Linked DNA regions of Mus musculus: regions 2 and 3 are each linked to region 1. A link is a loop called in an ENCODE intact Hi-C map of the cell type or tissue named here. Cell type or tissue: left cerebral cortex. All regions are shown on one strand.

Region 1 (8,000 bases):
GTTCGTTCCTTCCTTCCTTCCTCTCTCTCTCTCTCTCTCTCTCTCTCTCTCTTTCTTTCTTTCTCTCTCTTTTTGAGATGTGCTCCCTTTGTTATGCATGTGGTCTTGTCTGGCCTGGAACTCTCTATGTAGACCAGGATGGCCTGGAACTTACAGAGATCTATCTGCCTCTGCCTCCCAAGTGCTGGGATTAAAGGTGTGGGCCAGCATGGCTGGCCAATGGTGACTTTTTAAAAGATCTGATGGGGGTTGGGGGGTTAGCTCAGTAGTAGAGCACTTGCCTAGCAAACGCAAGGCGTTGTGTTTGTTCCTCAGCTCTGAGGGAAAAAAAAATCTGATGGTATTTTGGGGCAGAACTCTGGCCCAGCCCACCCTTCTCCAGACACCTTGGGTAGGGAAGGCATATGGCCTAGCAGCTGTAGGCTTAGAGGGTTGTACTTTCTTCCACCTTGGACTGGCTGAGCAGTTGGGGTTGGGGAGTCCCACTTCTATTTTGTGCCTGGTTTTTCTTCTGTGACTTAGGATCACCAACCCGCCCCTTCCACACAGCTAGCCCAGGGGCATTCTGTTGAGGACGCTGCAGAGGGAAGGCTGGGGAGCTTTCTGTGTGAGGGGAGGAGTCTTGACCCTTTCATTTCCTTCATCTCCAAACCAGGGTCATGATGTTTGAAGGAAAAGCCAACGAGAGCAGCCCGAAGCCAGCTGGCCCACCTCCAGAGCGAGACATCGCCAGCCTGCCTTGAGGACCCACCCGGACCTTCCGGGCTGCCATCCCTGCCCCTGCCTCTCCCTCTGCGCTCTGCCATCTTGACTCATTGTGTTAGGTCTCCTGGGTTATGCCCCAGTGGACTCATTTTTTTTTTTTCTCTATGTAAGCACATGTTACCTGACTTAATGAGGCTGGGAATCCCGAGCCTCAGGCCCCTCTGCTCCCTGCTGCTCTGCCCTCTTTGTACAAAAGGGCTAACATCAAACCAAAAACTGGAGAGGGCAGGGAGGCTGCAAACCTCGTTCCCATGTTTGAAGAGGGCCTGTCCGTCAGTTCATCTTTCTCAGCTTCTAAATTAAATTCAGGCTGCAAGCTGCTCTCGGAAGATCCAGAGCAGGCACAGAGCTCCAGGGCTCCCTAGTGTCTTAGGGACATGCTTCCAGTGCCGCTGGACCTTCTAGCAGCGGCTACTCAGTGGCTAGACACACAACTGATTCCCTTTTGTTCTTGCCCTTGTCCATTCTCAGCGACATGACGCAAGGTGGGGAGGAAAGAACAACCTTTGGGTACTTCAGAGGAACCAGAAGGAACCGCTCCTTTACAGACAGCTCAGAGGGACAGTGTAATGGCACTGTCCCTTGCTAGAGCAGTAGAGGGGTTTGGAGGCAGAGGTGAGGTCAGTGGTGTGAGGGAGTCCTACTTTCAGGGTGGATGCTGAGGGCACCAGGGTAGAAGTGGAGTCAAGTGTTGAACCTCAAACAGAGAACAGGCTGTCTGATTGCACAGTGCCCCAATCCGGCTATTTACTGTCCTGCCCTACTCTCCCCTCCCTTCACTCCCTCAGTTATTTATCGAGTGTGTATTACAAGCTTTAAGTTCTCTTGCTTTGTCTCCATGTGTGCTATGTCCAACTCCTAGCTCCCTTTTCAAATCCCTCAAGTCCTGGAGCTTGGGGATTAGATGGAGGTAACATGGCAGATTTTAGCTGGGCCAGTCCTTCCATTTCACTGCTGGCCTCCAGGGGTTAAGTGCCTTGCTGAAGGTTGGTGGGGGCTATCAGAGAGTGTGGACTGGAGACCCGCTCTAGGCTGCATTGGTCAAAGGAAAGGGTAGAGAGCAGCATTTCCCAGCCTGATACTTGAGGAAGGTGTGGTCTCCACGGAACACCTTGGGTCAGGACTCACCCTCCTGAGGGCCTCCAGGTTGGCAGTGAGATTTCAGTAAGCACCAAGCCTAGCTTTGCAGATTGTCTTCCTTACAGCTTCCTGACTGGTCTTCAGAGACCATTTCCAAGAATTCATGCAGCAAAGTATCAAATGTCTTACCCGAGTGGGGAACCTCAGCCTTGACCCTGCTTGTGTTCTGGAACCATTTACTCTGGGCACTCAGGACGAGACAGTCACTCATCACACATATTTATCAAGCACCTGCTCAATGACACGAGTCCAGAACCCGGCAGTGAAATGGACTGATGTATGAAATTTATGTCTACTGGGGAATCACTCCCAGCCAATCTAGCCAATGACTATGATATGGAGTGGGGGGGAGTGCAAGAGGTGAGTACCATGTAGTCCCAGGGATTCCAGCTGGGCTCATAATTTGGCAAGTGTCAGAGGAGCCTCTGTAAAACCTTAAGTGGAAAAGACAGGGAAGCGTTGAGCTAATGTGCTTTTCCTGTGGCTCTTGTTCCACAGTCCAATACCCAGGGTGCTGTTCCCACAGCAGTGAGAGAGAGAGAGAGTGAAGCAAACAGGGCATGGAATGGTTAGCTCCAGTTCGTCCTCTGGTCTCAACCAGTTCAGTTCAGGAGAGAGATCATTTCGCTATGACTGGCTGATTTTCAGCCCTAGGAGCTGCTTCAAATGCACAGTCTAGTTGAAGTTTAAACCCCAGCATTCCTCCCTATAAATATAAAATCCTGTCTACCCTCACCCCATCCTTTGACTTATTTTTCTTTTAAGATTAGCATCTCTGCCCCCATTTCCTCCTGCCTTCCTTCTCTGAGCGGGCTGGGACCTTGGACTGCATTGGGTCCCTATTCTATGTGACAGAGGAAGGAAGAATCAGCCGGCTCAGTGGGTCCACAACTCATGAGCTTACACACCACCTCCATAAAGGAGTGTGCCACTGACCTCTGCAGAGCACAGAAAGAGGCAGTGGTCTGAAGATCAATCTATGGGAAGACTTAAGAATGACCCTTTAATGGAGGAGTTGGCATATATTTCAAGTTGTGTCTGTTGGTTCCAGGGTTTTTAACCTCTCTAGTTAAGGGCTTAGCTTTCTTGGGACATCGGCTGCCTTATTTCTGAAAAAGACCAAATGTAACTGGTGTAACCAGCAGTTTGGGGATTGCCAAGTATGGCTTTGCCCTGTGACTCAAAAGATGTTTGTAAGGTAGATTTGGGTGAGTGCCATTATTGTGTGCATGTGTGTATGTATGGATGGGATGTGGTCTCCTGCAGACTGAAATAAACTAGAGCAATTTATCAGTGTCTTTGTGTTTCTTGGGGACAGCTCTGGGCTCAGTAAATTCAGAAGAGCTAGCTGACAACAGGTACCAAGTAAATGAGTGTGTCCTGGGTCTCCCATGTCCCAGACAGACAGTTGACGTCATCTGATTAAGCCCAAGACCCAGGTCTACTGTTAGCATTTTACAATGAATAGAGGCTTGCACACATGCAACTTGTTGAGAGACTGCATCTGACAGAATGTGCCCTCTGGAGCTGACCCACCAGCTCCAAGTTAGGAACCTCTTTTATAATTCTACTCCAGAAATGTCTTCAACATCAGTCAGTATACGCAGATCTGAATCTTAACCCTTCCTGGCTGAAAGCTATTGGATAATTTAACTGCTTTGTGTGGAATTCTCTTATTACATATTTTTTTCCAGACAGGGTCCCATGTAACTCAGGATATCTAGAGATTGCTATGTAGCCTAGGAAGACCTTGAATTCCTGACCCTCTAATCCCCAAAAGCTGAGATGATAGCCGCGCACCATTTGCGATGTGAAGTGGATATGGCTTATGATCTGAAACGATTGCCTTGAAAACAGTAAACAAAACCGATCTTTTGTCCCTTTTCCTCTCCGTTTTTAAAAGGGTTCTGCACCGGCACACAGTGCAGTCCACCCGCTAACCGAACCTCTCTGTCCGCTCTTCCCAGCAAAAAAGTTCCTAACTTCTCTAAGTCGGAAGCTTCTAAGAGCCCTGCAGGTAAGTGCTACCGGGAAGCATCGAGAGTCTCAGGAAGGCCGAGCGTGCCTCTCTCTAAGGAAGAAAATTAAATAGCGAGGCTGCGCACGCAGCATCCAAAGGAAGGCGGACTCCGGCCCGCGCCTCATGGCCACACCCACTGCGCGGAACCGGCCAATGGGGCCTTGTGGATTGGCAAGCGCGCGACTTCCGAGCAGCCCTCGACTGCCTCCGAGCACACTAAAAACCGGCCTGGGTGACGTCAGTCACGCGCGCCGGAAACGCGCATCTACCACGCGCCGCGGGCGCTGAGGGAAGGAAGTTGAGGCCTGAGCGGCCTGAGCTGTGTTTGAAAGGCCGCGGGTGGCAGCGGCAGCGCCAGCAGCAGCTACTTGAACACCCTGAAGGCGGCACGATGGGAGACGAGATGGATGCCATGATCCCTGAGCGGGAGATGAAGGTTAGAGCCTGGCCGGGGCCTCCCCGCCTGCGTAGTCCTGGAGTTGCCTTGGAGCCTCGCCTCTGCCGGCTGCTCCTGCAGTTCGCAGGGTCGCGATCGCTCGCCCCACAGAGCGTCCGCAGCTCTGCGTGTCGCGGGCCTGAGTTCCCTGCAAGTGCAGGTACCTGTCCTTGCGTGGGTTTGTCCACGCCTTCTGAGTTACCCCAGGTACTCTGATGGGCTGGTCGCCTTACTGGTGACAGCGATTCTTGTTTATTGAGTGAGACGTACTGTCGCCACCGTCGCTGCAGCCCTTACGACCAGCTTAGAAAGAGGAGCGCATTGAAGCCTTGAAAGCAAATGATCCAAAGTCACGTGGCAAAAGCCTTACATCTCTCTTACGATTTAGGCATGGTCTCTTGTAGCTCAAGGTGGCTTCTGGTCTTGGGCTCTTGTCTCTGCCTCCACCTCCCAAGTGGTGGGATTATTGGTGTGCATTACCACAGTTGGCTTAGACGCTCAGTTCTTATTAGCTCTCTATACTTGAGGGTGGTCCAAACTACCTAAAGTGGAGCCAAGAAACACTATCTGCCTTCAAAACCCCTAGTTAGTAGGAACAGGAAGTCAAGTTTGGCACTGGAAATCAGCTTGAACTCATGAGACTAAAGGAAAAGCAAGCGAACCCTAAGTGATCCCCATGCTACAACTTCTGGATACTGTGTTAATAGTTGGCTTATATACTCTGACAGAATGGAAAGGCAGGGGACCGTAGACAGTTGGAAATGAGTGAGTTGCAGGAAGGTGTTAGCCATTTGTGTGACCGGTGAGTCGCTAAAATGCACATGGGTCGAGTGCTCCATATCATGCTTAGAAACAGTGGCTCTTCCTTGAGTCAGCACATGTGCTGAGCCCGGTAATGGGCAAGCTTCATGTTCCTCAGATATGTTCGGGTAGAGAATTTAGAACCACAGGGCTAATAGCAGTATTTTAATTCCTGCCAAAAGCAGAAAGGAGAGGTTTGGGTTTTGGGTTTGTCTGTTGTGTTTGTTTTGTTTTGTTTTGTTTTGTTTCTTTTGTGTTGCTTCATCACACTGGCCCACCACAAAAAAAGCCACCAAGCCCCAGTGGTACAGTCATGACTATTAGGATGATAATATCAAAAAAGATAGATGATTTGTTTCTTTATGAATGGCCAGTGTGGCCTCATGGGGAAATTTGTGTGAACTTTTACCCACCGTATTCAACTGGGATTAAGAGTACTGCTCTTCCAGAGCTCCTGAGTCCAATTCCCAACACCTACAGGGCAGCACACAATTGTCTGTAGCTCTAATTCTCACACAGACACATGCAGGCAGAACACCAATGCTCATAAAAATCTTCCAGTAAATATGTATTAAACATGGACTGCAAGAAAATTAGTATGTGTGGGTGTGCTAGACACCCTTTATGAAGCATTTCATAAGGTTCTGTAGAAATACATTTTCTCTTGTAGCTGTCATATTCTTTTCACTAAAATCCCTAGCTGGAGAGTTAGGAGGTGTGGTGGAGGATACAGATAGAGCTTAACAAAGTGATTACAGATTAACACTTTTTGAGGGTATTAGATCCCCAGGAACTGGAGTTACAGACAGTTGTGAGCTGCTATGTGGGTTCTGGGAATTGAACCTAGATCCCCTGAAAGAGCAGCCAGTGTTCTTAACCATTGCTTCCTCTCTCCAGCCCTCTCTATTTATTTCATTCAGCAAATGTTAATGAGTATTATACCAAGCACCACCAAATACAGAGTCTAAAAACAAAATTGGTGGCCTCAAGGTAATAAGTATATTTTTGTTATCCTGAAATTGCATTTATGGACTATGATAATAGACATGATTTAATTTCTTCCTTGATCTTGTTTCCTATTCTAAAACAGGACTTTCAGTTTAGAGCACTGAAGAAAGTGAGGATCTTTGACTCTCCTGAAGAGTTGCCCAAGGAGCGCTCGAGTGTGCTTACCATATCCAATAAGTATGGTATGCTCTTCGCTGGTGGCACCAATGGCTTGAATGTTTTTCCTACTAAAAGCCTTCTTATCCAAAATAAACCTGGAGATGATCCCAATAAAATTGGTAAGCACGTTCTTTGATTTATAGTGTGCAGCAGAGCCAGGGCTGCAGTAGCATACTAGTCAGTGTATTTCCTTACTAAGACACGATTCTGATGTCAAAATTGTGATTTCTTTTGGCCTTGCAGGGAGCTTCCACTTAGGGTGCCAAAGGCCTTTCTGAGTTTTCTTTTCAGCTCTCTGCTATTGTTTCTGTGAGCCACTTCTCTAAGATGAGAGGGAAGAAGACCTTACTGTTGTGCTCAGTTGAACGTGGGCTCTGGGAAGCCATCCAGAAGAAGGCATGGCTGTATCACCCTGCAGACGGAAACGTGTGTCTGCAGCATTGAGCAGAAGTGTTTTCAGCAAGGGCCATAGCAAGAGTCTTGGGATATTTAAAGCAGCATTACCTATGTACAGGAGAGTTAAGCTTAGTTCCTGTAACTAGATATCCAAGGTATTGTTACTCTGTATCCATCGTGCATCAGGAGGAAGTGGGGAGAGTGCACCAGTGGGCTGGTGAGACAGCAAAATCTTCTATGTTAATACACATAAGCAGAGTTGCTGATGATCAAGACTGCCAGACAAGAACTCCAGGAGTCTTGTTCCTTCTGGCAGCTCTGATTGGGGACTGAATCAGCAGGGTTTATAAGCATAAAAAAATGTAAGCAACTGGGACAAGTTACAGTTACAGTTTTCACCAGTCAGGACTCTGGGATTAGGGACTCTCCCAAGTGTTTCATTGTTGTCAGCTGACATTGAGTGTAAGTGTTTTTGCTCAACCAATCAAATTTGTCTGTTCTTTCTGTTAGGAACAACATTATGTTTTGGGGAACTATTGTTGCTTAGAGAGGGAGTTGGTGAGCTTGTAGAGAGTCCTCAGTTCCCCAGGGCCTAGGAACTTGAACTTTGTTCATCCAATAGGAAAAATGGAGTCTGAATGTAGAATGTCAGTCCTTAAGACCAGCTCTTTATCTATGCCCAACAGGTGTATTTTTATATAGGTGAAAATGTGGGTTTGTATTGACTTGAGTAAAGGATTATGACTGTGTGCCTGTTACATGCTGTATTTTTCTGCTTTGTGTTTTTATAGTTGACACAATTCAAGGCTTGAATGTTCCTATGAAATTCCCAGTCCATCACCTAGCACTGAGCTGTGATAGTCTTACACTCTCTGCCTGCATGATGTCTAGTGAATACGGCTCCATTATAGCTTTTTTTGATGTTCGCACATTTTCAAATCAGGTAAGCTACTATATGGAAGCAGAGACTTGCTCGTAGACGTTCTAACTTGGAAGCTGTATAAAGGGTGACGTGGCTGCTCCATGGTCTGGTAAGGGGGTATTCATTGTAGCTATAAGAAAGCAAACACTAGAGGAACTTGGAAGAGTCCAGAGCAGAGAAAGAAGTAGACTGAACATGGCCAGCAGAGTGAATATAGCCAGGGCTCTGGGGACGAGGGGAGATGGAGAATAGAAACAACGCCGTGAGGCAGGCTATGAGGAGAGTGAGTAGCTGGAGGAGGGACGCTCATGAGCTGTAGGGGAAAAAGTATGGACTCTGAAGTGTGTGGCAGG
Region 2 (8,000 bases), 59 kb before region 1:
GCCACAGTCTTGTCTACATAGAGGGTTCCAGGCCAGGCAGGGTTGCATGGTGCGACCCTGCCTTGAACAAACAAAGAAACAAAAAAACACAGAAATGAAGGTATCAAGGCCTCAAAAGATGAGAAGGAAATGTTTACAAATCAGAAGACACAAGGGAGAAGCTAAATGCAGTGTCAAGTCCTGGAGCAGGGAAACATATTATTAAGAAAAGAAAAGAAACCCAGACACAGCCTAGAGCTTGTTAACATTAGTTAGGTGGTGCTGATCTTGGCTTCCAGGACATATATCAGCAGCAGAGACACAGAACAGGCAGGCATGGGGACTGTCCATCTTGTCTGTGTAAGTTGTGATTTTAAGAGAAAAATAAAAATAAAAATATTTGCTTAAATTTCCCCAGGAGTCCTAATCGTCTGGATCCTGGTCCTATGCCATCCTGGCTTGTTCACGTGACCCAGTCTGACTCTCTTACAGATGCCGCCCTGGGACATTTAACCTGCAGCCCCACAATCCAGTGGGCTGCAGCAGCTGCTTCTGTTATGGCCACTCCAAGGTGTGTTCTCCTGCTGCCGGGTTCCAGGAACACCACATCCGCTCAGACTTCCGCCATGGTAATTGTGCATGAGGTCTGCCTTCCTTGGCCCTGGCTGAGAATCTCAATTTGGAAGCTGGGATGGGGACAGCAACAGCCCTTCCACCATCTCCCCCTTTGGAAAGACACCCTATGCCCCACAGCCGTGGTGTGTAGGGTGGGAAAGGAAATCCCCCATCACCTGCCACTGCCCCGGGGCTCCTTCCCCAACCACCACCCCTCCAGCCTCTTACACTTTACCATCAGGTGGCACTGGAAAACTGGGTATTGCTGCGGCAACCCTGAGTCCTGTAGGGCAGCCTCCATTTACCAGCAGGAGAGTTAGTCTCCTCAGTATATGTGAGTTTCAGCTTAGACTCTTGGCCTTCATTTATTAAGCACCGTCTGTATGCCAGCCAGTGCTGCTCCCTGTTCTAGGCTATCTCAGGATCCTTGTAGGCAGGTCTCTCATTCACAGTTTACAGACTACATCCGGTCTATCTGAGATTGGTTCTGGCTACTATGATTGTGTCTTTGGAACAAGAGGGTGCAACTCCAAGCTCTGTAATCCATCAGAGTCCAGATGCCCAGCAATCCTCCTTGGAACATTCCCCCACACCTGAGAGTTTAGTCTTAAAGACTGGACATCAATTTCAGGATGTCCAGATACAGAGGCAGTGGGCCCTCTGCTGGACACCACACAGAAAGCAGGGTACCACATAGCAGTGATTGGCCTGAAACTAGCCAAAGGCTTGTCTTCTGAATCCTAAGACAACAAAGAGAGGGCTAGGGATGTAGCTCAGTGGATAGAGTTCTTGCCAACCTTGCACAAGGTTTGTCCGGGACGAGGACCCAACTTGGCCTCAAACTCCCTCCGACTTTAGAGCCCTGCTGGAACTTGTCACTGCACGTCACTGTTGGGGTGAATATTCTGTGTTCGATATTTAGGAGCTGGTGGCTGGCAGATCAGAAGCATGGGAGTGTCCAAGCGTCCTCTGCAATGGAGCCAGAGTGGGCTCCTCCTGGGCCTGCGAGGAGGGGAGGAACTCTCAGCCCCAAGTAGGTAACAGTCAGTCCCCATTGGCCACACCTCCCAGGTCCCCGCTGCTGCTAATAATTCAGATCTTCAGAGTAGGTGAATTCTGTTTGTTTGGTTGGTTTTGGTTTTGGTTTTGGTTTGGTTTTTCGAGACAGGGTTTCTCTGTGTAGCCCTGGCTGTCCTGGAACTCACTTTGTAGACCAGGCTGGCCTCGAACTCAGAAATCCGCCTGCCTCTGCCTCCTGAGTGCTGGATTACAGGCGTGTGCCACCATGGCCTGGCGAATTCCCACCTCTTAATACTTTACTAGAAGGATTCTTTCAGCACAAGCTTAGGGGTGCCAGTCAAACAGGTGCTGGCGAGTGGCCATGGATTCGGTAGCATGGAACACATACATTTATTCTCTTTGTGTATTGGAAACCGGAAGCAGGGACTGGGCATCACGTCACAGGGCTGTGTCTCCCCTCCAGAGTCCACACCCTCCCCCACCTTCAGAAAAGCTGTCCTTCTTATGATCACAACTGATCTTCGTCTCTTCCTCCCTGGAGATCCCCTGGACCTTACTGGATAATCCAATAGACCTCTCCTACTCTAGCTGCAGCTTAGTCCTTTTTGACCTGGTCAAATCGCCTCTGGTTAGACCCCAGGGATTATGCCTGGGGACAACTCTGGGTATTATGACTCTTCAGTCAGAGCACGGCAAATGTGAAATCATCAAAATACTCTGTGTGTGTGTGTGTGTGTGTGTGTGTGTGTGAGAGAGAGAGAGAGAGAGAGAGAGAGAGAGAGATGCATGTTTGCATGGGAGTGGGCACAATCGTGTGTATGGGCGCAAGTGCATGCGGAAGCCAGAAGTTAATGTGAGAAATCATCTGACATCTCTCTTCCGCCTTGTTCATTGAGGCAGGGTGTCTCAGTCAAACCCGGAGCTCGCTGACAGGCCAGTCCCCCACTAGCCAGCTTGTTCTAGAGATTTCCTTGCTCCAGCTTCTGAGGCTGGGATTACAGCAGGCCACCATGCCCATTGAGTGTGGGTTCTAGGAACCCAAACTCTGGTTCTGTCACTCTGTGTCAAGCACTCTAACCACTAAGACATCTCCCCAGCCCTGGCCTTGGATTGCATTGTGCTTGGATGGTTTATTGTTGCCATCTATGCAAATGCTAGGGGCTGGTGGGATGGCTCAGCTGTTAAGTACTCTGGTTGCTCTTCCAGAGGTCCTGAGTTCAAGACCCAGCATCCACATGGTGGCTGGTGACTCATGACCATCTATAAAGGGATCTGATGCCCTCTTCTGGCATGTAGGTGTACATGCAGACAGAGTACTCCTACATTTGAATGATAGGTAGATAGATAGATAGATAGATAGATAGATAGATAGATAGATAGATAGATAGATAGATAGATAGATAATAAACAAATAAGAATACAGATGATAGAATCAAATTAAGCATATGGAGCTATCAAAGCTCTTCCCTCTTATCTTCAGAGAAGTTCCTGGGAGACCAGAGACTCAGCTATGGACAGCCAGTCATACTGACCCTCCAAGTACCCCCTGGAGGCTCCCCACCTCCTATTCAGCTGAGACTGGAGGGAGCAGGCTTGGCTCTGTCTCTGAGGCCCTCCAGTCTACCCAGCCCTCAGGACACCAGGCAGCCAAGACGAGTTCAGCTCCAGTTCCTGTAAGTGTCCTCCCGGTCCTGAGAGGTGGGAGTGGGGTGGCAGGCAGAGTGGCCTCTGAGGGCTAGGCACACTGGGAGGCTCTGAGGACCCCAGCCTCTTGGCACCACCTGTCCCTACATCAGGCTGTCCCATTGATTTTCTGTCCTTTACAGCTTGCAGGAGACTTCTGAGGAGGCAGAGTCCCCACTGCCCACCTTCCACTTCCAGCGCCTGCTTTCCAATCTGACTGCTCTGAGCATCTGGACCAGTGGCCAAGGACCGGGCCATTCTGGTAGTATGATAACAGTTCACACCCTTAGAATATGGGTCCTGGCCCTGCATTGTCCGTGGAGTTCCCCCAGCATGGACTCTGAGATTGAGGAATCAGGACACTTGCACAAGGCAACAGAAGTGTGTCTGAGGGCAGAGGCAGGGGTTGGACGGCAGGGAGCAGGAAGTCCTGGGGAAGAACAACTCTAGGAAGCCGATTCACATCCTTGACAGAATCCTGTACCATCCCGTCCCTCATCTTCCTGTGAGCACTGCTCACCCTGCTGGCCAACAGTGGCATTGCACCTCATCCACTTCATGGGCTGATAAGGATTCTAAATTCACCCAACTGTTTTTTTGTTTGTTTGTTTTGTTTTGTTTTTTGGGTTGTTTTTTTTTTTTTGGTTTTTTTGGTTTTGTTTTTCAAGACAGGGTTTCTCTGTGTAGCCCTGGTTATCCTGGAACTCACTTTGTAGACCAGGCTGGCCTCGAACTCAGAAATCTGCCTGCCTCTGCCTCCCGAGTGCTGGGATTAAAGGCATGCACCACCATGCCCGGCCTTGACTGTTAATTTTAAAATTGTTCTTCAAGCCTGGCGTAGCAGTAATTCATGCCTGTAATCCCAGCACTTAAGAGGTCAAGGCCAGAGGATCGCAAGCTTGAATACTGCACAGGCTATACAGCGAACACCCTGTCTCAAACAAACAGTTGACCCCTTTGCATGCATGAGCCCCATTGTGGGTTCTCAGGAAGTATCGACTGGACATGGATGCAGGTCCCCCCTTGCTTCTCATTCTGCAGGCCAAGTGCTCTTGTGTGAAGTTCAGCTCACATCGGCCTGGCCCCAGCGTGAGCTTGCCCCTCCAGCCTCTTGGGTGGAGACCTGCTTATGTCCCCAGGGATACACAGGCCAGTTCTGTGAATTCTGTGCTCTGGGATACAAGAGAGAAATACCTCATGGGGGTCCCTATGCCAACTGCATTCCCTGCACCTGCAACCAGCATGGCACCTGTGACCCCAACACAGGTAAGTCCCCAGAATCCCATTCCAAAGCTCCCTGAGCTATGCAGACACGGTGGCATGAGGACTGGACCTCACAGATGGCCCTTGGGAGACATGGACACTGGCCTGTCCTTGCCCTGTTCCCTGGGACTTCGCCTATTATAACAAAAGTCCTGAGTGGAACCTAGGGGCCAGGGATTGTATGCACCTGAGGGGGCCTTCAGCCAGCCTCTCTTCAGGCATCTGCCCACGCCTCCTCCACCACCACCACACCCTGCAGGCCCTGGGAAAGGCCCCTCAGAGCCTTGCTTCCCAGCAGGTGCTATGAGAATTACCAGCACAGATAGCAACAGGAGAAAGACATTCAGAGAGTCGCACAGATGACAGGAACTCATGGGTGTTCACCCAAAGCCACAAGCCAAGTGTCCTCACTGCTTGGAAAAGTCACTTCTCTCCCCGAATGTCCCCATCTATACAGTACAGACAGCAGTAGTATACACTGCCCAGGCCATGGAGACAAAGTCCATGAAGGTCAGGAATTGTCTAGATATTTAAAAGAACAGAACGCTCTTTGCACTGAAGTTCAGGGGTAGCTGACGGAGTGAGCCGTGGGTGGGTTCTTTTCCTGGGAGAGACAGATAAATAATATAAAGGAAGGAATAAGATAGTCTCATCCCCTTCCTCCCTAATGTCTTCTCCTTGATTCCTGTAGACATGCAAGTGATATATTCTCCATTATTGTCCCATTTGTTTCCAAGTGGGGTGACCTCATGACCTGTAGGTGACAGAGCCACACCTCCCACCAGCGGTGGTGGCTGTCATTCAGTAGAGCTACTTCTCATACCTACAGAGATACAGAAACCTCTCCAGAGGTCATGTGACCAGGAGGCGCTAGGGGACAGACACAGGCCTTTTCACCTCTGTGTCACAGGCCTTTCGCCCTGCTGCCTCCCCAAGACAGGTGGAATCTCTGATACATAGAACATTGTCCATGGCTCCTGTGCCTGGCAGACATCACCAATTGAGCCTAGATGAAGCCTCGCAACCCTTTCCTGGATAATGCTCCCTGCAGCTCCTGTTGAGGAAACAGAATCTCCTCATGAGATTGAACTGATTTTTCACCCCCACGGAGCCCTTGACTTTGCCACAACTTTCCATTCGGTATAAGTAAGCCTTCGTCTGTAAAATGGGTAGAGCAGCTAGTCTAAGAATCAAGCCTGAGGGTGTGAGCTGAGGCAGGAATTCTCCCTGGCTCTAGGGAATGAAGTTCTCTTCCGTTCTCCTCACAGCCATGGCTGGACACTGCTGGTTGCCTCCTGTAGGGCCCCTCTTGGGTCCCCATGGTGAGTCACGACCCTAGGCTCTGAGCAGACTCCAGGGGTTGCTGGACTGGAGAAGGGGGTCTGTGGTATCCTCCGTCTTCCAGTACCAAGAGTTGCCATACCAATAGCATGTATATACTATAGGTCCTGTACAGAGTGAGCCCCCGAAAGACTGGAAGCCTGAGCCAGGGTCTCCCTTTAGGTGGGGCCCTCAAGGTGAAGAGGATTATTGCTGTGCCTTCCATTGGTCGGGAGAGCTGTGAGACAGGAATAGTGAACAGTGTCCAATTGTTGTCCCTGCCCACCCTTGCCCCCCACCCTGGCTCTGCCACCCCATCCATCCACTCCTGCCAGCATATTTGTGGTGTGGCCTCTGTTACCATCCATCCCAACTTCTAAGACAGGGATCTGAGGTGCAAGGTGGCCACCCAGCCAGTAGGTGGCAGAGCCACACCTCTTACCCACCGAGGGGCGGGTTAGAAGGTTTTCCCAGCTCACACACACAAACCTTAAGTGAACCCAGGCAGTCTGGCTCAGCCGGGATTTACCCCAAGCTCCTGTCTCTCTAGTCTACCAATGTGTGTCCTGCAACTCCTCCACCAGGATACTCACTGTCTAGGGTAGCAGTTCTCAATCTGTAAGTCGCAATGTCTTGGCAAACCTCTATCTCCAAAAATCTTTACATTACAATTCCTAGCTGTAGTAGCAAAATTACAGTTATAAAGTAGCAACAGAAAAATCTTTATGGTTGGAGGTCACCACATCATGAGGAACTGTGTTAAAGAGTCGCAGCATGCCGGGCAGTGGTGGCGCTTGCCTTTAATCCCAGCACTTGGGAGGCAGAGGCAGGTGGATTTCTGAGTTTGAGGCCAGCCTAGTCTACAGAGTGAGTTCCAGGACAGCCAGAGCGACACAGAGAAACCCTGTCTTGAAAAACCAAAAAAAAAAAAAAAAAAAAGAATCGCAGCATTAGGAATTAGGAAGGTTGAGAACCACTGTTCCAGGGGCTTCTGGACTGAGATAGTGAACAAGTGCCTTGCTCCTTAGGGATCTGCCTGTGTGGCCACCACACCGAGGGTCCATCCTGTGAGCGGTGCATGCCAGGTTTCTACGGTAACGCCTTCTCAGGCCGTGCTGATGATTGCCAGCCCTGTCCGTGCCCTGGCCAATCAGCCTGTGCAACCATCCCAGAGAGTGGAGATGTGGTGTGCACACACTGCCCTCCTGGTCAGAGAGGTGAGTGGCTTGTGCTCTGTTTCCCAGAAAGACCAAGCCTGAGCCCTGATCCTGCCCTGGCTCTAACAGAGGTTAGGGTATGACAGGTAGGACAGAGCATGGTCCAAGGGTGGCAAGCATGACTTCTGAGGACAGAGTCTCCTTGTCAAGTTCCCAGTATGCTGAGAGTTACTGCAGACCTGGGGCTTTGGCCATATATAATGGAACCTTGGAAGGCCTATATGTGGGCTTTTAGAGTTGTTTTTAAAGTTGTTGGGAGGAAGCCAAGGGACCTGGGATCCTCACTGCAGAAAACCCCAACAATGAGGTTGGCATGTCTCAAAGGAAGGCTCAGCTTGGGAAGTGATGCTGAAGAAACCAGACCACCTGAGTCTGAGACTTAGAGCACAGAAGACAAAGAGCAAGGGCAGGGACCACATTCCTCTCCCCTCGGCGCTGGGGAGGCAGAGGGATACCGGGAGTCCAGGAGGAGCAGTGGGGCTCAGGGGTCCTCTCTCAAAACACAAGGTAGAGTTAAGAATGACACCCAACACTTATCTCCGGCCTTCACGCACATACACATATGTGTACATCCACACACATGCACACTCGTTTGCCTGTACAGACACGTGCGCACACACAGACACATACACACACACACACACACACACACACACACACACACACAAACACACACACACAGAGGACTTTTCAGAGTTCAGGTTTTAGTGAGTATCAGGCAACAAGAGGCAAACAGCCCTCTCCTCCCAGGTTCCATCCTCTCTGCTCCCACTCTCTGCTGCAGGACTTCCCCCTCCCCGGCTCTTCCCTCAGAGGTGCATTTAACAGCCTTTGAGGCTACTGCAATGCCCCACAAAGTCACCCACTTAAAGTGGACAATTAAACGGCTATCGGTATATTACA
Region 3 (8,000 bases), 300 kb before region 1:
GCACTCAGCACAGGGGAGCAGTAAGCACTCAGGATAGGGCCAGAGAGCACCTGGAAGATGTTTGGTTAATGGTGAGGATTCTGAGGAAAAATTGGTGTTAGATGAAATGAGGCTGGCTGCTGCTGCTATGTGAATTCTAGTCTTTTCTGGGTTCCAGTTTCCTTCTCTATAACTAGGTATCCACAGTGTCATCTCACTGCCACAGGCTCTGCGCTGTGACTGCTTCGAGGATGAGCAGGGGAAAGTCAATGTCTTTCCCTGAAGGATTAACCTGGACCAGTGTTTTGGTCTAGAGACCCTCCCTGAGGCCTACAGCTTGGGCAGGACGTCTTAAAGGACACCACCGCCCTCTTATGGCCACAGCTGACTCAACAGTTGGACTCTGGCTGGCTTCCTCCAGGCCTGAGGGTTGACAGTGACTGTCCCTGGCTGCTCAGTGACTTCATGTCATTGATTTCCTGGCAAGGTTGGCTTTCTTTATAAGTGTAGTTGTGAGGGTTGGTTAGAGTAAAGAATGCTGACCATTTGGAGATTATAAGCAATTGGCCAGATGCATCTTCAGGAGGGAGAGGACCCAATTTGCCTTACTTTCTGCTCACAATATGTGGGGCCTGTCTGACAGTTTAGTTTCCTTTAGAGTCCCTCATTTGAGTAGAGAATTGTGCTGTTGATTCTGTGAGGTTGAAATTCAATGTGCCTCAGCAAGGAATGACAGTACACACTTCTGGGAGGTCCCAGCATTTGAGAGGTAAATGTAGACAGATCTCTGAGTTCAAGGTGTACAAAGCAAGTTTAGGCTAGCTAGGGCTACACAGAGAGATTTTTGTCTGAAGACAAACAAATTCAGTGGGCTTCAAACCTTGCAGGGCCAGGGGAAATGGGGATGAGTGAATGATGGGATAAGGGGGAAATAAATGCCTTTGTTAAATAGGCCCAGATGAAGCCACAGGAGACGCCTGTCATATCTTCCATCCACTACTGAACAGCATCCACTCAGGTGTAATCGAGTATAAGCAAAGTCCTTGTACCCTGTGTGCATGTGGCCTTGTCACAGGAATTTGAACCTGTTTCTAGTTGTGGTGTGGGTCAGCCCTTAGCACACATCTTTACTCCCTCTGGCTGGAATACAGATGTGCCCTTAGTACACACCTTTAGTCCCAAACAATGAAGGTCAAATTAGTTTGTAAGAAGGAAGCACCCATGTTTAAAAGTGATGTCTAGGGCTGGTGAGATGGCTCAGTGGGTAAGAGCACCCGACCGCTCTTCCGAAGGTCCAGAGTTCAAATTCCAGCAACCACATGGTGGCTCACAACCATCTGTAATGAGATCTGACGCCCTCTTCTGGTGTGTCTGAAGACAGCTACAGTGTACTAAATAAATATGTAATAAATAAATTTTGAAAAAAAAAAGTGATGTCTAATTGAGTGGCAGAAAAAGTGACAAATCAGAGAAAGATTTGACAGAGTAGGATATGCCCCACTCTCATGAGGAAAGGCTATTTAAGAGCACTCCGGGCAGTGCTTATGCCTTTAAGTGCCTTATGCCTTTAATCCCAGCACTTGGGAGGCAGAGGCAGGGGGATTTCTGAGTTTGAGGCCAGCCTGGTCTACATAGGAGTGAGTTCCAGGACAGCCAGAGCTACACAGAGAAACCCTGTCTTGAAAAAGAGGGAGGGGAGGGGGAAAGAAGGGGAGGGGAGGGGAGGGGAGGGAGAGGGAGGGGGAGGGAAGGGGGAGGGAAGGGGGAGAGGGGAGAGGGAGAAGGAGAGGGAGAGGGAGAGGGAGAGGGAGAGGGAGAGGGAGAGGGAGAGGGAGAGGGAGAGGGAGAGAAGCACACAGAGAGGAAGGAGGCAGTTTTACTTCGAGAGTTCCCCCCCACACTTTAGTTTTTCAAGACAGGGTTTCTCTGTAGCCTGGCTCTCCTGGAACTCACTCTGTAGACCAGCCTGGCCTCGAACTCAGAAATTCTCCTGCCTCTGCCTCCAAAGTGCTGGGATTAAAGGTGTGTGCCACTACTGTCTGGCATTACTTCAAGAGTTTTATAGAGACATATTTAAGAAAGAACAAGTGAGACACACGTAAAGACAGAATGAGCCAGACGGTTAGATAAGATTGCTAGAGTTAGTTTGAGGCCAAGCAGGAATTTAGAGGCTGAGAGAAAAGACAAATCTAATAAGTGAGCTGGGAAAAGAGTTTGAGACAGAACAACTGAGTTGAATCAGCCAGCCAGAGCTCAGAAAGAACTAGAAAGGGGGAGCTTATTCAGCAGCAATTCAGAGGCTGAAAACATTTTAGGCCTAGATAAGACTGTACAGAGTCTAGAAGCTTCCAGAACTAGACCTAGGTTAGCAAACAAAGACAGTAAACCTCCCAGTCAACAATTACAACAGGAAAATAAAAGTTACATTTATGCCTCCCTACAGACTTGCTTGTCACATGACTGTTTACAACAGTCATCTTTCAGCAGACACATGTCATCACTCAGAAGAGGTCCTTACTAAAGCACATTAGAGCCATAGGGCAGTAGGTGAGGACAGCACCTAAGGGGCTAGAAGACAAGGCCCACGAGGAGCAGTATTCAGAGGGTTCTAGCTTCTCCTCAGATGGTGTTTCCTGTAAATCCCGGTCCTAAATCTATAGTCTACAAAATATTAGATTATAGTGGTTTTGAGTTGGATGCCAAGGTTCATTTCTCAATCTCTAGACTTGCCAACAATAAATAAAATGATGAAATGGAACAGTTTGGGTAAAAACTCATACAGTTTGGTATGGCAGCTTACACCTGTAATCCCAGCTCCTGGGAGGTGGAGGAGGAGGAGTTCAAGGATACCCTGGGTTACACAGCTAGTTTGAGACCAACCTGGATGACATGAGGCACTGTCTTTAAAAAATCCTACACCTGGAATGGAGAGGTGGTTCAGAGGTTGAGAGTACTGGCCACATTTCCAGAGGACTTGGTTTCGTTTCCCAGCACCCACATAATGGCTCACAAACTTCTATAATTCCAGTTACAGGGACTCCAACATCCTCTTTTGTCCTCTTGGGCATCAAACACCACTACCACTACCACTACCACTACCACTACCACTACCACTACCACTACCACTACCACTACCACTACCACTACCACTACCACTACCACTACCACTACCACCACCACCAAACCCACAACCTACACAAACTCACGTAATCGCAGCATTTGGGAGGTGGAGGCATGAACATCTGGACCTCAGCAAGGTTATCCTCAACTATACAGAGTTTGAGGCTAGCCCTACACGGGGTCGTTCCTCTAAAACAAACACAAAACTGACATCCAAACACCAAACCAAACTAATGTCATATTCCCTTACGACATGAGAATTCATCATTCCGCAGGTGCTTTCTTGCCAATAGTAAACATGGCAGCTTGGTGCCCTCACTTCCACGAGTTAACTTAATATTGCCAATACTCAACATGGCTGCCACACTATCCATTCCCATTGGTCGCTTCTCTGAAGGAAGGCGGGAGTTGAGGAGCGGTGTAGAGCTGCGCCTGCGCAAGTCATTGGCGCCAAGATGGCGTTGGAGATGAGGCTCCCTAAAGCTCGCAAACCTCTCAGTGAGAGCTTGGGCCGCGACTCTAAGAAACACTTGGTGGTGCCGGGGGACACGATCACCACGGACACAGGCTTCATGCGGTACGTGAGGATTTGGGGGTCCCAAGGCCTCAGGAGGCGGCTGCAGAGCTCTCTGCACGTGGCCCGCTGTCCCGGAACCCAGGCCTCCTGTCCCGTTGTATCTAAGTCCCCGAGTTACCCGGGACACATCGGAGCATCCATACTAGTTCCCTCCTTTGCGAGCCTCACGCTTCTGACTCCCGGCATCTTGGCTGCACCTTTGTCAGTTCCTGATTCCCTCTTTTGATCTATGGCGTTCGGAACTTTTGGACCCTTATCCTGAAACTCAAGATTCTTGAGCCTTCCTAGGGAGGGAGAACTGGGGAGGGCTGGTTGCAGGGCCCTTCTTACAACCCTCTGAATGGACAGTGGGGTTGGTCATCTCTTTCAGTGTTACCTCAGCGACAAGCCTGACTTGGAAGCAGTAATTTTGGTGGAGCGGGGGTTGAGGCAACATATTGTACCCAACAATACAAATTTAGCACGGAAAGTCACAACATGTGGCAGTTAGGGCTGTCTATGGAGTCGGACATCTGACATTGTTATCCTTAGTTTAGCACCTTGCTAAGGCCGGTATCCTCACCTGGAAGACAGTGGTGACAACAGGAATTGGTAGGTTAGTGAGTATTAACTGAAAAGTGGGGCAGGAGAGCAAAATCCACCATTGTATTACCACCAAAGATAAATCTGCATTAGGTAGCCAGTCTTCCCGATGTCTGTCCGTCCCCCCCCCCCCGTCGTCCCCCCCCCTCACCCCCAACCCTCCAATCTCACTATGTAGCACTGACTGTCCTGGAACTTACTATGTAGACCGCTCTGATTTTGAACTCAAGAGATCCACCTGCTTCTGCCTCCCAAATTCTTTTTTTTTTTTTTTAAGATTTATTTATTTATTATATGTAAGTACACTGTAGCTGTCTTCAGACATACCAGAAGAGGGAGTCAGATCTCATTACGGATGGTTGTGAGCCACCATGTGGTTGCTGGGATTTGAACTCAGGACCTTTGGAAGAGCAGTCGGGTGCTCTTACCTGCTGAGCCATCTCACCAGCCCGCCTCCCAAATTCTTAACTCAAAGGTGTGGCCGTTTGTCCGTTGCACCTAGTTTGTTCTTTCTTCCTCTTTCTTTCTTTTTCTTTCTTCTTTTTTTTTGGTACAAATGAGATTATAGTGTTTATAGTGTTGCCTCTAAGCTTTAAGTTTAAGGTATTAGATGGCAGATATCTTAGGATTCATTCCTTCATAGTTGCAGCATGTGTTCAACATAGCCGGTGTGGTTGGGGTACCAAAGTGAACACCCGTGTCCTGGTGGAGGTTAAGATATAGCAAGGAACAGAAACAGTAAATGCCACAAGAAAATCGTAAATGCAGCGGAAGGGGGAGAACAGGTGTGTAGTTGGGAATGGGGTGGACCAGGAGCAGTTGGGGATCCCTGTGCTGCCTGGGATGTGGAGGTAGGATGTTAGGCAGTGACATTTGAGCACATTACTTTAAGATGGAGACGTCCATGTGACTGTCTGCGGAGAGTGTGAGGCTCAGGGCTGGGGGAGCCCGTTAGGTTCAAGAACTATGTTCTAGATCACCTCCAATGTATCCTGGTATCCTTTCTTTGTGGCCTTGTCCTTGCGCAGGGGCCATGGGACATACATGGGGGAAGAGAAGCTCATTGCGTCTGTGGCCGGCTCTGTGGAGAGAGTGAACAAACTGATCTGTGTCAAAGCCTTGAAAACCAGGTGAGGACAGAAGGTGTGTATCTCTTTCTCAGAGCATCTGAGTTCTACACAGGCCTTTTCCGTCTTCCCATGTCAGAGAGATTAGTCGTGCCTGTCACAAGCCTGCTATGTTGAATGTTCCTGTTTATCACAGTCAGCACCAGCAGCCAACTTGACACAAAGCTGGAGTTACCTCGTGAGCAGGAACCTAAACTGAAGAGTTGCCTCCATTGGATTGCCTGTGGGCATATCTGTGGAAGCATTTTCTTAATTGGTACTTGATGTAGGAGGACTCAGCCCACTGTGGGCGGTGCCATCCCTGCCTGGGCAGCTGGGCCTGGGCTGGGTAAGAAAGGGCATTGTGGCCATGCTTTTAATCCTAGCCCTGGGAGCAGAGGCAGGCTCTGTGAGTTCCAGGACAGCTGTGTGTGTGTGTGTGTGTGTGTGTGTGTGTGTGTGTGTGTGTGTGTGAGAGAGAGAGAGAGAGAGAGAGAGAGAGAGAGAGAGAGAGAGACAGACAGACAGACTGACAGACAGACAGTGTGAGAGCCAGCCTGGGAAGCAAGCCAGCAAGCAGGCTTCCTCCATAGACTCTGCTTCAGTCCTGGCCTCCAGGTTGCTGGGCGGCGCTCCTTGATGATGGAGTGTGATCTATAGGCCAAAGAAAGCCTTCCCTCTCAGGCTGCTTTTGGTTGTAGTATTTATCACAGCAGAAAGTAAGCTAGGGCATTGCGTGGAGGGTGAGCCTCACAGTTCCCTCACGTCACAGGTTCTCTCACGTCACTTGATCCTCCCAAGCCTGGAGTTACTTTCCTTTTCTGCATCATAAAGAAGACAACCACTTCAGGATTGCTGTTAGAATTCAGTGACGTGTTACATGTAAAGTACTTAAACACAGGGCTGAGTACCTAGAAGCAGCCCAGAAGGGAAGCCAATGAATGAGCTTGGGACTGAGTAGTCGGGTGAGCCGGGGCTGCGCTCTGGTCACCCTGCCTGGCAATGATGACGATTTGGGAGTCATAGTGTGTCGATTGGGAAGCCCTTGGAAAGGATCAAGATGAAAGCTGTGATCTGACATATATCTTAATCATTTGCTGTAGTTGTCATGGAGACAGTGAAGGGGGGCAGGGCATGTTTAGCTGGACTAGGGAACTGTATGCTGCAAAATGACCAAGTGATAACGGGCGCAGCCCTCAGCAGTGGCTAGCTCCTCTGTATACTTTATTTTCCGTCCTTGTAAGGGTGTTGCAGTAACTGATGTATTTAAGGGTAGTTAACAGAATGAATAGAGTTCCCTAGTTTCCAGTCTGGATGTCTTTGTTTCCCTCCTGCATTTTAAGGTGCCCTCAGCAGGATTTGTGTTGGGCTCATCCTAGAGCGTGACAGGAATCAAGGTTTTGGCCTAAGTGTGGGGTGGGGTGAACACTTACTGAGCTGGGGCTGAAAGGGAGAGAACAGTTTGCTGTGGAGAAGGGGAAGCAGCTGCTGGCAGTGTTCACCTTGTGTTTGTTATCTTTACAAGTGCTCAAGAGCCATTTGTGTGGCTATTGATATCAGGTGGCTTTGTGACTCTACCACCCAGGCGCTGGGATTGTGGATAATTCCCCACCTTGCCCAGCCTCTCACCATTAGAACTCAGTGAGCTCACTGTAATTGAGGGAGCTCTGACCAGAAAAGAGACACAGTCCAATGCCTGGGCCTTAACAAAGGGCATTTCACCCTTGGAATCAGGGTGAGGGACCAGCAAAGTGTCTGAGCCAGGCAGGCAGTGTGGACATGTAACAGCTTGCAGTGAGCAGATGCTTTAAGGATAGCTAATGAGAGTCTGAAGTTCCCAGGTCTAAACAGTAATTATACCCATGTGCTAAAAAAGATGGTTATTGCCTCCCTTCTGTTTGTTCAGCCTCAGACACTGTGTGGCCAGCCCGCTGGCTATTGGTAAGCTTCTGTTTTCTCTTGCAGATACAATGGAGAGGTCGGAGACATTGTAGTGGGGAGAATCACAGAGGTAAAGTCAGTGTTCATAAAGAGAAGGAGGCTGGCGGCTCAGGGATTGGGGCCTTCATCTGTGAAAGTATGAAGAAGGGGCCCTTTGTTTCTGGGGTGGTGTGAAATGCTATCCCACATTTATTTCTCTCACAGGTTCAACAGAAGAGGTGGAAGGTAGAGACCAATTCCAGGCTGGACTCCGTCTTGCTCCTCTCATCCATGAACCTACCTGGGGGAGAGCTGGTGAGTGCTCGCCTGCTCTGGAACTGTCCGGTCGGTCGGGCTGTGGGGCTTTGCTCCACCTGAGAAGTCTGCTTCACATGAGGTTGCTGTGGTTTTGTCACCAGATCTGCTACTTTGGTGAACACAGAGGCTTTTCTTCTAGCCCTGTGCTCTCAACATGGGCAGCAGCTTGTGTGTGGTAAGACCAGAAACACCCATGGCGTGGGCTCCCAGGAGGGAGCTGAGAGGAGGCTCTTGGGTCTTAGGATCTTAGTGCTGATTTCCTTTCTTGATGCCCAGCCTTGCACAGGGAAGGTGTCTCTTGAGGGGTTTGCCTTAGCTTGCTTGCTTTTTGGAGTGTGGGGTGGGTGGGGTTGAGACAAGGTTTCTCAGTGTAGCCCTGACCTGGAACTCACTATGAA

The links. A loop is a pair of places that touch in the nucleus more often than their neighbours do. Peaks named below come from ENCODE experiments on the same cell type or tissue, not always from the same donor. Only the 100,000 strongest peaks of a DNase experiment are listed, where the experiment ranks them.
Region 2: it touches region 1 in a loop (4-fold over the local background); 2 of 42 quality-filtered maps call a loop at or near these places.
Region 3: a loop joins it to region 1, with 3 times the contacts of the local background. A loop is called at or near these places in 2 of 42 quality-filtered maps.

What each region holds. Positions count from the first base shown.
Region 1 is chr2:31,970,248-31,978,247 of GRCm38, forward strand. Aif1l (allograft inflammatory factor 1-like) reads left to right here. Exons shown (of 6, transcript NM_145144.1): 6 at 656-3,195. The coding sequence ends at 743. It overlaps Nup214 (nucleoporin 214), which reads left to right and starts at 4,203. Exons shown (of 36, transcript NM_172268.2): 1 at 4,203-4,361; 2 at 6,253-6,448; 3 at 7,517-7,668. The coding sequence starts at 4,317. In left cerebral cortex, a CTCF peak has its summit at 4,212; a DNase peak (open chromatin) is centred at 4,117; H3K4me3 peaks cover 1,890 bases; H3K27ac peaks cover 1,110 bases.
Region 2 is chr2:31,911,520-31,919,519 of GRCm38, forward strand. It overlaps Lamc3 (laminin gamma 3), which reads left to right. Exons shown (of 28, transcript NM_011836.4): 8 at 472-608; 9 at 1,517-1,627; 10 at 3,095-3,287; 11 at 3,441-3,559; 12 at 4,339-4,563; 13 at 6,909-7,097. Among named protein-coding and RNA genes, the nearest start is that of Lamc3, 28 kb to the left of the region's middle. In left cerebral cortex, CTCF peaks have their summits at 1,257 (motif pointing left), 2,904 (motif pointing left), 3,830 and 6,300 (motif pointing right); DNase peaks (open chromatin) are centred at 1,249, 3,814 and 6,314.
Region 3 is chr2:31,667,186-31,675,185 of GRCm38, forward strand. Exosc2 (exosome component 2) reads left to right here and starts at 3,530. Exons shown (of 9, transcript NM_144886.3): 1 at 3,530-3,676; 2 at 5,287-5,388; 3 at 7,330-7,375; 4 at 7,510-7,599. The coding sequence starts at 3,555. In left cerebral cortex, CTCF peaks have their summits at 356 (motif pointing left) and 1,303 (motif pointing left); a DNase peak (open chromatin) is centred at 3,492; H3K4me3 peaks cover 1,154 bases; H3K27ac peaks cover 339 bases.